2 separate regions of the Mus musculus genome follow, and region 1 is linked to region 2. The links are chromatin loops, found by intact Hi-C in ENCODE. Cell type or tissue: heart. All regions are shown on one strand.

The links. Peaks named below come from ENCODE experiments on the same cell type or tissue, not always from the same donor. Only the 100,000 strongest peaks of a DNase experiment are listed, where the experiment ranks them.
Region 1: it touches region 2 in a loop (8-fold over the local background); 2 of 42 quality-filtered maps call a loop at or near these places.

What each region holds. Positions count from the first base shown.
Region 1 is chr3:127,998,837-128,006,836 of GRCm38, forward strand. No RefSeq gene overlaps it. Among named protein-coding and RNA genes, the nearest start is that of Gm35667, 32 kb to the left of the region's middle. In heart, a CTCF peak has its summit at 3,233 (motif pointing right); no DNase peak of the experiment used is centred here.
Region 2 is chr3:129,419,041-129,427,040 of GRCm38, forward strand. Gm35787 (a long non-coding RNA gene) reads left to right here and starts at 4,078. Exons shown (of 5, transcript XR_376058.2): 1 at 4,078-4,168; 2 at 5,075-5,141. In heart, a CTCF peak has its summit at 3,056 (motif pointing left); no DNase peak of the experiment used is centred here.

The DNA.
Region 1 (8,000 bases), 1.4 Mb before region 2:
TGAGTGTTCTGTATAATTAAGGCTTGTTTAAACTGGTTCTCTTTCCTTGCAGAATAAATGCTTAGCTAGCAGGACAATCTGTGATTTTAATGACTGTTTCTCACAGATCTTTGAAGATATATAAAGCCTGATAAATATAAGGGTGTAGAAGCCACCCCGCAGCTGTGTGTTCCGTGTCCGCATTTTGGTTCTGTAGAGTGATGGTGCCTCTTCCTGTTGGGAGTCACTGCTTTATCTATCACTAGGGGAATGGCTAGTGAAGTCCTTTAACCTGCTGGGTAACAAGAGTAATTTACTGAAGGAAAACTGGATTTTTGACTGTGTATTAGATCCTGTGAGTAAATTGTGGGGATTATAAATGTACATATGAAATATATTCCTTTCTAAATTGATGCTTTCTTGGAGTGTATGCGAAGTATAATCATGAACCTGTGAATAAAAATGAAAGCAGAGAATTGCAAGTTGATAGAGATTATTTGAAAATTCCGTAATAGAAAAATAATTATTCCATAACAATCTAGTTATAACGCAGGCAAACTAAAGACAACAGACATATCCCAGTCTTCTTCGAGGCTATGAGCATTTGTGTTGTATATTGTTACAAAAATTATATGATATTCCTGACTTGGGTCTTAAGATATTTCTAAAGAACAAAAAAAGGTATATATGTATTCAGCTTCATCCATGCAAAAGAATAAAATGTCCTGGGGTCGAGGAACATGAGGAGATTTTACAAATGTGATTTAAGGATCCTGTGAAATGTAGATGCAGCAGCCTTGGCCCGCTCAACTTTAAATCTGTTTGTTACACCAGCATAATCTCACTGGAATGCATCTTTGACTGTGCTGATTGGTCATAATTCTGAATTTTCAAGTTTCTCTCTGGCCTAAGCATCTACAGCAGCATCTCAAACACTTTTCTCAGAAGCTACTTGTGTTGGTTTGAATGATAATGGACCTTGTAGATATATTTGAGGACTTGGTTCCTAGTTGGTGGAACTGTTTGGGAAGGATTAGGAGATGTGCCCTTGTTGGAGGAGATGGTCTACTGGGGCAGGTGATCTCTCTCCCTCTCCCTCTCCCTCTCCCTCTCCCTCTCCCTCTCCCTCTCCCTCTCCCTCTCCCTCTCCCTCTCCCTCTCCCTCTCCCTCTCCCTCTCCCTCTCCCTCTCCCTCTCCCTCTCCCTGCCCCCCCCCCCCCCCCGTCTTTCAGCTATGGTTCCAGAGCCATGACTGACTGCCTACTGCTGCCATGCTCCCCGACATAATAGTTATTGATTGTAACCCTTCAGGACCACGGGCTCCAAATTAAATGCTTTCTTTTATCAGTTTCCTTGGTTACAGTGTCTTGTCACAGCAATAGAAAGTTCACCAAGGCACCACTGAGTTGTTCCCCTCCTCTGTCCATCACTGACTGATCCAGTCTTTTCACTTTGATATCCTACCACGTCTCCCTTTTATGTGATCTTGGCAGAGCCTTAAGGCATATTGCTATGTCAGGACACCTAACCTACCAGCCTCATTAGTTTTCATTTCTTCTAGAAAAGCTATTCTACTTTGTTTTTCTTTTGAGACAGGATCTTGCTGTGAGCTTTGGTTGCTGAGCTTACTGTGTAGCCTAGGTTGGCTTAGAACCCATCATTCTTCTTCAGCCTCCTGAGTGCTGGGATCCCAGATAAACACCACGACGCCTGCATATTATTTTTCTGATGTAGGAAGAGCAGGTTCTATTCTAGGTTGCAATAATTTTCATAGACACCTTTTCTTTCCCTGTTCCCTCAAAGGGGAAACTTGTTGGAAGTCCTCTGTATGACTCACATGAACTTTCCTTTTCATTGTTTTACATGTATGTGTGCACGTATGTATGCATGCATGTGTGTATATGTGCATGCATATGTATGTGTATATGTATGCATGCATGTGTATGTATGCATATGTGTATGTATGCATGTGTGTATGTATGTATGTGTGTATGCATGCATGTATATATGTGTATGTATGTGTGTATGCATGTGTGTATATATGCATGTATGTATATGTATGTGTATATGTATGCATCCATGTATGTATGTATGTATGCATGTATGTGTATATATATGTATGCATGTGTGCATGCATGTATGTGTGTATGTATGTATGTGTATGTATGTGTATATGTATGTGTATGTATGTATATATGTTGTGTGTATACATGTTGTTTATACATTGCTAGTTATGTAGTACTACACAGGCTGAGGACCCTGACTGGTGCAGTCCTGTACAGGTCTTGTGCATGCTGTCTTAGTCTCTGTGAGTTCCTATGAGCTTTCCTCGTGTTGATTTACAGGGTCTTGTTTGCTTGGTGTCCTCCATCCCCTCTGGTGCTTACATTCTTTCTGCTTCCTCTTCTGATGACTCTAGAGGGGGAGAGTTTTGATGGAGATCTCTCGTTTAGGGCTGAGTGTTCTGAGATCTTTCATTCTCCATAATGTCTGGTTGTGGGTGTATGTATTTGTGCCTATCTGATGCAGGGGGAAACTTCTCTGATGTTGACTGGGCAACACATTAATGTACACGTACAGCAAAATGTCACCAGGAGTCATTTCATTGCTATATTTTGTTGTAGTTGTGGTTCCACAGAGCAGTAGTATTTGGTTTTGCCTCAGGTCCCTGGATCATCTAGTCTTAGGTTCTTGGTTACCTAAACAGTGCTAGGTATGGCGGCATAGGCTCCATCCCATGGAGTGGGCCTTCAGTCAAATCAGATATTGTTTGGTTATATTCCCACATGCTGTGTGCTGCCATTTCTCTAGCATTCTTATGAGGACACAACTGTAGATCTGTAGGTTTTGTAGCTAGTTTAGTGTTTATCTTTTTCCTTTGGTGGTATGCAGAGTACCTTCACTGTAATTTATCTGAGACAATGCAAAGTTTTTATTAATTTACACAGGCTCTCATTTGAGACTCATGTGTAATTTAGCCTTTGGTATTTTATCTTAAGCTTAGTTACTATTACAGGAGGGAAGCACAGTAATGTGAGCTTGCATGCACCCAGAACTAGCCGCAGTTGATAGCAATTTTACTTTAAAATTCTAAGCAATATAGGAGTAGAATTGCATTTAACCCACAAGCCAGCAGCTCACAGGGGATCAGTGGTAAACTGTGAAGCAATGTTCTAAAATTTCATTTGGGATGTAAATATACTTTCTAAATTAAACTACTTATAAGGAAATCAGGGATTCCTCATCTGGCCACTAGGTGTCAGGAAAGCTCCATTCTAGAAACTTCTGGTGGGGGAAGGGGACACGGTGTAGTCCATTTGAGGACATCTGCTGTTCACAAAGGTAAAGCAAACAAAGTAAAACACAACAACAACAATAACAATAGCAACAGCAACAGCAAAGCCCAACCATCTTACAAATACACAGACTGCCCAGTGAAGGGCCTTACGCAGAGGACCAGAGAACTAACACCAGTCACCAACGGTGCAAAAGTCTACTTGTGGCCACAGTGGTAAGTCCCTCCTTTTGTTACTATGTTCTATGTGTCCACACACATAATAATGGTGTCCACAGTGGCTCCTGGGTTCCTATTTCCTCACATCCCACCTGGTGGTGCGCCCTCTCAGATGACCCTTTTTGTCGTTTTGGGTTCACGGGTTTCCTCTGGCAATTGGGCAGTTAACTGCATGAAGGGCAGTGGGTTATAAGGTCAAGCCCCCACGCCTCACGTTCCAGAAGGTCTCAAATAGACATGGCTTCCCGTTTACAGTCTTACTTTTCAGCAATATATGTCACTAAAGATGGCTGGGCCTCAGACCCCCACCTCTCTCTATGCTTTCTACAGAGGATGCACAGAGAACAACTCACGTTTGTTTGTGTGCATTTGGACAATGCCTGGCTATGAAGACTCTTACACTGGAGAGAGTCTCAGCACATCATTGTAACATAACTGTGTGGAAAGGATAAATAAAAGAGGGAGCTGGCTGTGTGGTGACTCCTGAGGGAAAGCCAGGATGAGAGCAAGGGGAGAGCCCTCGCCCATCTTGAGTGTAGTTCCGTGGCTTCCGGGGGATTGGTGAGGGTGCTCTTGCCCTGCTTACGACGGCTTTCAGAAGTTTTCTGTAAAATTTGAACAAAAAGACTGAAGATGAGACACACAAAAAAGGGAAAGTCTAGTGAGTAAAAGGATTTACTTCAATAACTCCCCAAATCCTACCCCCAAGTGCGAGGATCATCTCAGTGCTGCACAGCCGCGAGCGAGCAAGCGAGCGAGCGAGCCGGGCCCTGACACTGTGGTGCGAGACCATGATTCATACGAAAGGCAGCATAATTACTGTGAAGAGCAGATTGGATTTCCAAATGAGGAAAGCGCATTCTAGTTCTTTCTTGGCTACGGATAAACACAATTGATTTATGATGAATATGAGGGTCCTGGTTATCTGGCAAATGTATTGTATTTCATGTCGAATAAGCTTAGAGATTTTTTTTTATTTTTTTATTTTTTGCATGTCTACATGAAACCCAATCTGTGCACAACCAGGAGAGCCCGAAGGAATGGTGGCTGGAACTCCTGATGGATGGGAGGAGTGCCACACCGGGCACTCCAGAGGGCAGCATATCTGCTTCCCACCAGCAGTGAGACCACTGTGTGCCTCAGTTTGAATAGCAGAGAAGCGTAGGTTTATATAGCTACTTATCTATTTGTTTACAACTTAAAAATGATGTATTTGACAAATGAGCTTCTGTTTTCTTCAGAGGATACTGAGACTATTTTCTCAGGTCCTGCCTCTCAGGTGATAGCACTCCACAGTAGCTTGCTTGCAGCTCACTTCCAGCCCTCCTCCCGGGGGGTGGGGGTGGGGGTCTCAGATGTGTTTTGGAGAGTCCCATCACTATTGCGTTTCAATGCTGGGAAGAAATTTTGTTAGAGATAGTTCAAAGGCAGAATCTCCATCTTCTCTTAGATTCGTTGCTTCTGCACTGAACTGACAAACCATCTCTTGCTTCATTGGAGCCAGTTCATCCATCTGTTCTTGGCAAGGTGGGTGGTGGGTACACTCAGAAATCTGTCGGATTTCCTGAGTTGGAGTCCCAGCAAGATCAGGTATAAGAAAAGTGACTTCAAACAACCTATTTAATCTCCCCGTTACTTGGTTTTTCTTGTCTTTAAATCTCCTTGGTTTCTTACTGTGATTTATTTATTTATTTATTTATTTATTTATTTATTTATTTATTTATTTATAAATGCAGAGGTAGTTGTCTGAGAAACAGTAAGTGTGCTTTTTGGTCTTTTCAGTTAAAAATATGGCTAATTTATTCTATGTGTTTGAGTGTCTTACCTGCAGGTATATATGGGTATGAACCATGTGTGTACCTGGTGCCCATGGAGGTCAGAAGAGGGCATATTGGTTTCTTGGATCTGGAGCTGTGAGCCACCCCATTGTACACTGGGCACCAAACTCAGGTCTTGGTAAGAACAGAGAGTGCTCTTAACTGATGAGCCATCTCTTTAGACCTCTGCTGTTGGATATTTTCAACAGACCTTGATAAACTGAAGATAGGAGGCTGGAGAAACTTTTTGATCATCTATTTAAGATCTCCTATTCTAAAGATTCAAGGGCAAATGCTTGCCTGGGGGTGGTGACGCACGTCTTTATTCCCAGCACTAAAGAGGCTGAACAGGAACATCTCAAGTTAAGGGTCTGTGGGAGCTACAGGGAAAGGGAGGGCAGGAGCCAGAGACTGAAGTGTCAGAGACTGTTATTTAAAGTCAGTTTCCATAATTTTTTAAAAGGTTGTTCCTCTACCGAGTCACTCTTTCTTCTATAAATAGTCATTCAGAAGAATTGTTAAATCTCCTTTTACTTTAAGAAAATACTTGTTGTGATAAGTGCCAAAGGGACATTAGGAATTAAAGTAGAGTGAATTACGTAATACAAGACAATTGCATTTTAGCATCTACCACAGTTGGCTTAGTGGCATTACTAGCCTTAGGTGAGCGAGGCTTGTTTCTCTTCTGTGTGAAAAGAAATACAGACAAGAGTATCCAGGGCTTTTCTGATATCTATTACAGCCAGCAGGCACCTGGGCTCTTTTTACCACCACATGTCACCATTTTGTAAATGGCTTTTATCTTCAAAGTCACCTTGCCTGCTAAGAGAACAGCTTGGGGTTAATGCTTTGCCTCCCAGACTGCAGGAAGGAGGAGGAGAAGAAGAGCAATGGTGTATGTGTGTGTGTGCAGTGCATGTGTGTGCATGTATGCATGTGAGTGCAGCGTGTGTGCATGCATGAATTCTGGTTGTGGTGTGGTGTGTGTGTGTTCATGTATACATATGTGTGCAGTGCATGGGCATGCATGCATGCGTGCATGTTGTATGTGTGTGCATGCATGCATGGTGTGTGTGTGTGTGTGTAGTTGGTGTGTAGTGTTGATGATGTGTGTGGTTCATGTGTGGTGTGCAGTATGTTTGGGTGATGTTCTTTCAACAATCTTCTAGCAGTCAGTCCTCTACCCTTTTTAATGGTTGTAGCTCAGTAGCTACAACTTGGACACATGTCATACAGTGTAAGACGTAGAACTTAGACACACATCATACAGTGTAAGAAGGTAATGTGCTTTAACAATTATGGATGCAATTGAGAGGGTTGTTCAGGAAAGAGGGGTACTAGATATAGGATAGGGTCTAGCTATCTCTACTACAAGCAGAGCTTCACTTCACACCCCCATCCCTCTTCACATCTCCTTTTCTCCTGTCTGGAATTCATGGCAGCCTTGGTCTAAGACAAGCCATGCACTCTTGTAGGAGAAAGGAATGCTTTTTCCCTTCTAAAAGGATGCTGCATCTATGTATTATGTCTTGCTGGAAAAAAAAATCAACTCACTGTGGATTAAAAGGAAGAGAAAGGTGTTATAACTGACAGTGGTACTTCATGGGACTCAAAGCTAAGATGGAAGGAATTCCAAGGAAGGCCAAGGTCTGTGACCGTGTTAGAAACACAAGCAGCCTGTCTCAGTTGACCCTCGCACAAGAGTCTTCTTATCCACTCAAGATCTGCTTTCTTTGCCCTCAGGGTCACCCCAACAGTGAGAGATGACATAGGGGTGTGCTCTTAGGGTCACCCCAACAGTGAGAGATGGCATAGGGATCTTCCCTCAGGGTCACCCCAACAGTGAGAGATGACATAGGGGTGTGCTCTTAGGGTCACCCCAACAGTGAGAGATGGCATAGGGATCTGCCCTCAGGGTCACCCCAACAGTGAAGGGTAAAAGGGGGATGCTCACCCTGCTTTTCCGAGTTACACATTCCTCTTTCTCTGACAGAGGCAGAACCTACTCTTATTGATTCTTCATCATTTCTCAATTACAGCGACTCAATGACTCTGACTGAGAAACTGCTCAGAAGACTAGACCTCCAAATGCCACCTTCCGGGGTGCTTTGGCGTCTGTGACTTTGCTTGGCCTTGCACACTGAGCACACTTCCACCCGAGTTCTTCTCTTGCAAAGCCATGCATTTGGACTCATTGATGTCAAGTGATCTGGTGGTTACATGGCCCTGTGACTCCAAACACATGTGCTCCTGAACACACTAACTTCTCTATGATTCTTCCCTTTCTTTGGATGAGTCTTAGTGCCCATACTAGATCCTAATTCTGCTTTGCCATGATGTTTTTTTTTTTGAAACTTCTGTCTTTTTATTAAACAATCTATCATAGGCATTTTCTATATGAACAAATATCTATAACATCAATCAATTTATATAGTTATTTACCCTAAGATTATTATTCACCCATATGTTTAAAGTGTTTCCAATATTTCTCTGCCATAAACAGGATATAGTATACATTCTTCTAATTTAATTTTTACACACATCTTTATTTTTCTTTTTTTCTTTTTTTTTAGTTTCCTAACTTTCTTTTTTTAAATTTTTTTATTACGTATTTTCCTCAATTACATTTCCAATGCTATCCCAAAAGTCCCCCACACCCTCCCCCCCTACTCCCCTACCCACCCATTCCC
Region 2 (8,000 bases):
TTTATCAGGTTTAGGAGTTCTCTGGTGGAATTTTTAGGGTCACTTATATATACTATCATATCATCTGCAAAAAGTGATATTTTGACTTCTTCTTTTCCAATTTGTATCCCCTTGATCTCCTTTTGTTGTCAAAAAGCTCTGGCTAGGACTTCAAGTACAATGTTGAATAGGTATGGAGAAAGTGGGCAGCCTGTCCATCCCTGATTTTAGTGGGATTGCTTCCAGCTTCTCACCATTTACTTTGATGTTGGCTACTGGTTTGCTGTAGATTGCTTTTATCGTGTTTAGGTATAGGCCTTGAATTCCTGATCTTTCTAAGACTTTTATCATGAATGGGTGTTGGATCTTGTTGAATGCTTTCTCCGTGACTAAGGAGATGATCATGTGTTTTTTGTCTTTGAGTTTGTTTATATAATGGATTACGTTGATGGATTTCCATACATTAAACCATCCCTGCATCCCTGGAATAAAACCTGCTTGGTCAGGATGGATGATTGTTTTAATGTGTTCTTGGTTTCGGTTAGCGAAAATTTTATTGAGTATTTTTGCATCAATATTCATAAGGGAAATTGGTCTGAAGTTTTCTATCATTGTTGGATCTTTCTGTGGTTTAGGTATCAGAGTAATAGTGGCTTCATAGAATGAGTTGGGTAGAGTGCCTTCTACTTCTATTTTGTGGAATAGTTTGTGCAGAACTGGAATTAGATCTTCTTTGAAAGTCTGATAGAACTCTGCACTAAACCCATCTGGTCCTGGGCATTTTTTGGTCCCTTATTACTTTTAATATTCTATCTTTATTTAGTGCATTTTTTTCTGATTATTATGTGTCGGGAGGAATTTCTTTTCTGATCCAGTCTATTTTGAGTTCTGAAGGCTTCTTGTATGTTCATGGGCATCTCTTTCTTTAGGTTTGGGAAGTTTTCTTCTATAATTTTGTTGAAGATATTTGCTGGCCCTTTAAGATGAAAATTTTCATCCTCATCTACTCCTATTATCCATAGGTTTGGTCTTCTCATTGTGTCCTGGATTTCCTGGATGTTTTGAGTTAGGATTTTTTTGCATTTTGCATTTTCTTTGATTGTTGTGCAGATGTTCTCTATGGAATCCTCTGCACCTGAGATTCTTTCTTCCATCTCTTGTATTCTGTTGCTGATGCTCGTATCTATGGTTCCAGATTTCTTTCCTAGGGTTTCTATCTCCAACATTGCCTCACTTTGGGTTTTCTATATTGTGTCTACTTCCCTTTTTAGGTCTAGTATGGTTTTGGTCATTTCCATCACCTGTTTGGATGTGCTTTCCTGTTTTTCTTTAAGGACTTCTATCTGTTTGGTTGTGTTTTCCTGTTTTTCTTTAAGGACTTGTAACTCTTTAGCAGTGTTCTCCTGTATTTCTTTAAGTGAGTTATTAAAGTCCTTCTTGATGTCCTCTACCATAATCATGAGATATGCCTTTAAATCCGGGTCTAGGTTTTCGGGTGTGTTGGGGTGCCCAGGACTGGGTGAGGTGGGAGTGCTGCATTCTGATGATGGTGAGTGGTCTTGGTTTCTGTTAGTGAGATTCTTACGTTTGCCTTTTGTCATCTGGTAATCTCTGGAGTTAGTTGTTATAGTTGTCTCTGGTTAGAGCTTGTTCCTCCCATGATTCTGTTAGCCTCTATCAGCAGACCTGGGAGACAAGCTCTCTCCTGAGTTTCAGTGGTCTGAGCACTCTCTGCAGGCAAGCTCTCCTCTTGCAGGGAAGGTGCACAGATATCTGACGTTTGGACCTGCCTCCTGGCAGAAGATGAAGGCCTGAAATAGGACCTGTCCCAGAAGCTGTTAGCTTCTGTAGTCCACACTCTCACCTTTGCAGACTAATCTCAGAGGAATCCAGGAACCAAAATGGCTTCCCCAAGTACTCAGGCAAAGCCCTCCCAGACAGGGAGGGCACCTGTCCTCTGGCAGGGAAGGTGCCCAGATATCTGGAGCCCAAAACTGGGCCTGCCTCAGAAGCTGTCCTCTAGGGACGTTGGGGGTGTCCACCGACTCCACGCTCAAGGTGACCCGGTGCTGGTGCCCGGAAGGGACTTGTGACTGGCAATGTTTTTCAATATATTGTATTATTTTCTCTCACTCTTTTAAGGATGTTAGTTTTCCTTTAAAGTGTGTGTGTGTGTGTGTGTGTGTGTGTGTGTGAGAGAGAGAGAGAGAGAGAGAGAGAGAGAGAGAGAGAGAGAGAGAGAAAGAGTGAGAGAGAGGAGTTTGTGCACTCTGCATGCTGTGCTTTTGTGGAGACCAGAAGAAGGGCACACTGGATTCCTAGACCTGGAGCTGCAGCAGTGGTCCTCTGCCCCACGTGGGTGCTGGGAACCAAACTCAAGTCCTCTGGAAAAGCCACACACTCTCCTAACCTGCTGATCCATCTCTACGGCCCCTAGGGCATAGTTTTCTAACTTTATGCTTTTGCTGTCATTCTTCCCCTGTTACAATAGGAATCTCTATAAATTTTGTTAACTGAGTGTATAGAACTGCACTGGATGTATGGTAAGCACCAGCCCTCCTTCCGAGGGATGTGAGGTGAGCACCAACCAGTTAAGCAGACACTCAACTCTTTTTTTTTTTTTTTTTTTTTTTTTTTTTTTTTTTTGGTTTTTCGAGACAGGGTTTCTCTGTATAGCCCTGGCTGTCCTGGAACTCACTTTGTAGACCAGGCTGGCCTCGAACTCAGAAATCCACCTGCCTCTGCCTCCTAAGTGCTGGGATTAAAGGCGTGCGCCACCATGCCCGGCTGACACTCAACTCTTAAAATAAGCTGTAACCCATTTCAACCTTTATCTATCCTGTTCTTTACTTTTCCTAAACCTCCATCATGAGAGAGAATGGCTGCGCCTAGCTTACTGTGAAAGTACAGCTACAAAAATGATCACACAACAAAAGAATCCGGAAGTCTGTATCATTTGCCCCAATTATAATACTAAGAGTGCAGATTACTTTCATTCTCCCCCCCCCTCCCCCATGGTAGATGGCCGCTCCAAGATGGAAGAGCGCCACCTGCTGTCTGCTGAGCCCATTGGCATGCCTCGCTAAAGCATTTTAATAGTTTATGAACTCTGATCTATTTCCCACATTTTCATATGAAACTTTTCACCTAGCAATCTATTTTCCTCCCCTTCTCCATCTCCCATCTTTCTCTTTCTGGGAATGTCTTTCTGTGTTAACTGAAGGCTTTTGTATTGTAGCATACAGTACACGAACTAAGCTATTCTACCTGTGTTTATTTTACAAAAATATAAATTTTGTAACATTAAAAAAAAGTTTGGCTGGTTACTATGTAACTGATGTAAATGTGCCACAGAGCAAGGGAATGGTTCATGTGTGGAAATGTAGAAGATCTTATCTCTGGAAGCTTGAGGGAAGAGTTATTGTAGCAATTCTAGTTTTTCTGGTATGGTATACCCTTAAGATCATAACTAGCCACCGCAAGCAAATGTGCTCTGATACTTCCTTCAGATCTCACATCTTGACTTTTATAAGTAAAAATGTCTTGCTTTGTCTGTGTAACTGGTTATAGTAGACACTGCTCGTCACGGAGTGTCGCCCATCTGACTCCAAATGTCAACGGTCCATCTAACAGGCACATACTAAGTTCCTGCCAGGTGTGAGGTTCTGTTCTAGATGACCGGTGATTCAGAAGGATCCCCAACAGACATCTATTTCTTCTAGGAAGTTCTGTTCCGGTCTTTAGTTGTTCAGCCATTGCACAAGTAGGTGAAGAGGAGAGACCATCCCTGCCTTCATGGCAACTGGTAAGCAACTGGAGAGAAATAAATAATAAACACGACAAACTATGTGGTACACTGTCCTGGCTGGTTCTGAGTATCAACTTGACACAAGCCAGAGTTATCACAGAGAAAGGAGCCTCCCTTGAGAAAAAAAAAAAAAAAAAGCCCTCCATGAGATCTAGCTGTAAGGCATTTTCTCAATTAGTGATCAAGTCTGAAAGGGCCCATAGTGGGTGGTGCCATCCCTGGGCTGGTAGTCTTGAGTTCTATAAAAAAGCAAGCTGAGCAAGCCAGGGGAAACAAGCCAGTAAGTAACATCCCTCCATAGTCTCTGCATCAGCTCCTGCTTCCTGACCTACTTGAGTTCCAGTCCTGACTTCCTTTGGTGTTGAACAACAACATGGAAGGGTAAGGTGAATAAACCCTTTCCTCCACAATGTGTTTTTTGGTCATGATGTTTTGTGCAGGACTAGAAACCCTTACTAAGACATACACCAAACTGTATATCAACTATGCCCTTCCCACAAATTCATTTTCTGAGATCCAAACCCCCAGTGCCTCAGACAATAACTTTATCTGGAAGTAATTTCACCGCAGATACACTCAAGAGACTGTCAGATCATAATGGAGTGTGGCTGGCCTGTAATCCGATATAACTTAGCCTCTGTGGATGAGGGGAACGTGGACCTAGGAGGGCTGCGTGTGAAGAGGGGGTCTAAGATCAGGGCAATACGCTGTTAAGGAGCACCACAGAGCACTAACAGAACTGTGGCTGTGACTCAGGGAGCACTGCATAGCATGCATGAGGCTCAGTCTCCAGCCAAGTGTCAGGAGCTAGAGGAGAAGAATGGGCAGACTGTCCTTCCCAGCCTGCACAAAGAACCAACCTGTGATCTTGATCTCATGGATCCAGCCTCCAGAACTCTAAGATACCTAGCTCTTGGTACTGGGCTGTAAGAAATAATAAAATAGAAATGAATCTATAGACAAAAAATATAGCAAGAAAAGGTACAGGAATGTGGAGCCTCCAATCTGGGGTGAGTGACACTGAAGGAGTGACCTCTTAAGAACATAGTGATTCTTTTCTTCTGGGTGGTAAATGTTTCAGGGCATGCTAGGGGTAGTGTGTCCATGACACTGCATGCTCTACCCATGCACTTAAAGATAACTATGGGATGTGTGAAGCTCATCTTGATGAAAAATAACAGAAGTGGAGGAAAACAGATGGAGAGAGTGGGAACTTTAGCAAAGACTTAAGAGACGGAAAGTCTACAAGGGCAGGCCATAAGGGCTGTTTTGTTGGTTTTCTTGCAGCGGATGCCCAGGGAACACATTCAATGGACAGAGAGGAGAAAGGACTCTGCCCTTTCATCTGAACAGCGTGAGCATGAAAACTGGCTTACATCTTTTTTTTTTTTTTTAAATCTTTTCATTGTGGACATTTTTTTCGTTAAATGGACTTTTTGTGTGTGATATATTGTAGTTATTGTCTCCCTCCCCCAACTGCTACCAGATCCACATCCCTCTCCCCCTCCCCCTCTCCCCCCTCCCCCTTTCTCTCTCCCCTCCCTTCCCCCTCCCTTCTCCCTCTCCCTCTCTCATTCCCCCTCTCTTCCTCTCTCCCTCCCCCTCTTTCCCTTCCTCCCTGTCTCCCTTCCCCCACTCTCTTTCTCCCTCTCTCCCTCCCCCCCTCATTAAAAAACAAACATTGTGGACATTTTAAACACAAAATATTAGTAATGAAATATTAATAATGAAGCACATATCCAGCTTTGATGGTTACCCGTATTTTCTCACCTTTTTAAGTTGTTTTTTTCTTAGCACAATGACTTTCTCTGCTTTTCTATTTTTTTAAGATTTATTCATTTTTATATGCATTGATGTTTTGCCTGCACAGACTGGTGTATGTCTGTGTGAAGGTGGCAGGAAGATCCTCTAGAACTGGAGTTACAGGCAGTTGTGAGCTGCTGCCATGTGGGTGCTGGTCATTGAACCAGGGTCCTCTGGAAGAGCAACCAGTGCTCTTAACCTCTGATCCATCTGTCTCCAGCCTGCCTTTCTTTAAAAAAAAAAAAAAAAAAAATCACTGTTTGAGAATTTCAGCCTGGTGGCGGCGGCACATGCCTTTAATCCCAGCACTCAAGAGTGCAGAGGCAGGCAGATATCTGTGAGTTCGAGGCTGGCCTGGGCTATAGAGTGTTTCAGAACAAGCCAGGAATGTACACAGAGAAATCCTGTCTCAAAAACAAACAAAGAAACAAACAACACGTAATTTTATATGTACATATAATGTATGTTGATCAAATATACCCCTCGCTTCCTCTCCTGCAGCTCCTCCCATGTGCTACCCGCCACTCTTTCCAACCAACTTCTTGTACTTTTGTTTTTACCACTGCCAGCTTGGTTTTTTTTAATCAGTCTAATTACCCTGGTCCTTCTCACACCTTTATTCTTAAGGGACAACACAGTGTACTGTAAAAACTCTCAGTTGCCAATAGCGCCTCTGGTGGGGGTGGGGCTTTGTGAGCTCCTCCCCATCCATGCTGCGATATTGGCTGGCTTGGATCTTGTGCAGGTCTTGCGCATGCAGTTACAGCTGCTTATGAGTTCATGTCTACAACAGCCCTGAACAATGACCTTCTTCATGACTTTTTCACATACTTATATCATTATGGTTTACTGAAGAATAAGACAGAAGGAGCGTTGTGAGTTTGAGGCCAGCCTGGAATAGAGTAAGATCCCATCTTAAAGAGAGACTAGGAAAGAGAGGGAAGGAGGGAATAAAGGAAGGCACATGGACAGATGGACAGAGGAAAGGTGGGAGCAAGGAGGGAGGCAGAGTAAGGAGGGGATATTTTTAAACCCAAACCAACATTCATCAATCAAGAAGCTCAGATGTCCTGAGCTAGAGAAAGGGACAAGTGGTCGACTTCCCACTCATCCTTGAATATGCTAAATCAGGGCTGGAAAAGTGATTAACTTTCACTAAAAAAAAGGGAAGAAGAAAAATAAAATAACAACTGAACAGGAAAAAAAAGAAGAAAAGATTAAAAGAGAAGAAATTAAAAGAAAAAAGGGAGAACAGAAAAGGGAGGAGAAAAATGGAAAAGAGTATGGAAAAAGAGGGATGAAAATGGAGAGGAGATGATCTTATTTCATCTCCCTTCACTTCAATACCAGTGATTCTTGCCCTGGTCTTTAAAAATAATTCCCAAATGTCCTACCATTTTACTCCAAAGTGCCTTGTCATGTGTCTTAAAGGAATAACCCTTTGAGTTGTTTTTCCAGAATGACTCTGGCAACACAATTAATAGAGGAGGGGGAGGACCAAAGGCAGGGGGAGGACCTCTGCTAATTCAGTAATATCCCATGGGAAAGACAGTGGTGGAGGAGATGAGAGTGACTGGGCTGCTGTAACTTGGATATGAGAGGACAGAGAAAGATACAAACAAGGGTAAAGTGGGCACTGTGTCACATGTCTTTAATCTCAATACTCCAGAAGCAAGGCCAGCTAGCTCTCTGTGAGTCTCAGGCCAGCCTGATCTACATAGGAAGTTCCAAGACAGCCAAAGCTAAGTAGAGAGACTCTGTCTCAAATAAACAAAGATAGGATGAGTCAAAGTTTGTGGCTGAGAATCTGGGAATTACCTTTAGCAGAGAGGAGAGAGAACCTGGGCCATCAGGTTTAGCAGGCAGAAAAGGAGGGACAAAAGCTACATTTAGAACTTTCTTTCTTCTGTACTACGGACTATGCCTTCAGACCTTAGCTAAATGCTCTACCACTGAGCTATGCACATCACAAGCCTCTTTTTATTTCCATTTTGAGTCAGGGTCTCACTAAAGTGTCAAGGCTGGTCTTAAGTTACTCTGCAGTTTAGTCAGGCTTTGAATGTCCTTGCCTCAGCCTTCCCAGAAGCTAGAATTACAGGACCATTGCAGAAAACTAGCCTTGGAGCAAGTTGAGTTTGACAAAAGGAGAAAGAAGAGAAGGAGGAAGAGAAGGAAGAGGAGGGGGAGGGGAGGGGAGGGGGAGAGGGAGGAGGAGGAGGGGGAGAGGGAGGAGGAGGAGGAGGAGGAGGAGGAAGAGGAGGAGGAGGAGGAGAAGGAAAAGGCAGCTAAGTGGCTATCCAGTGAGCCACAAAGACCTTCCTGTAATTGTGTTTACAGCATGGTGATTTCAAGCACACCCCACCTCAACCATCTTCTTTACATGGGCTCAAAGGCTTGAACTTGGGTCCTT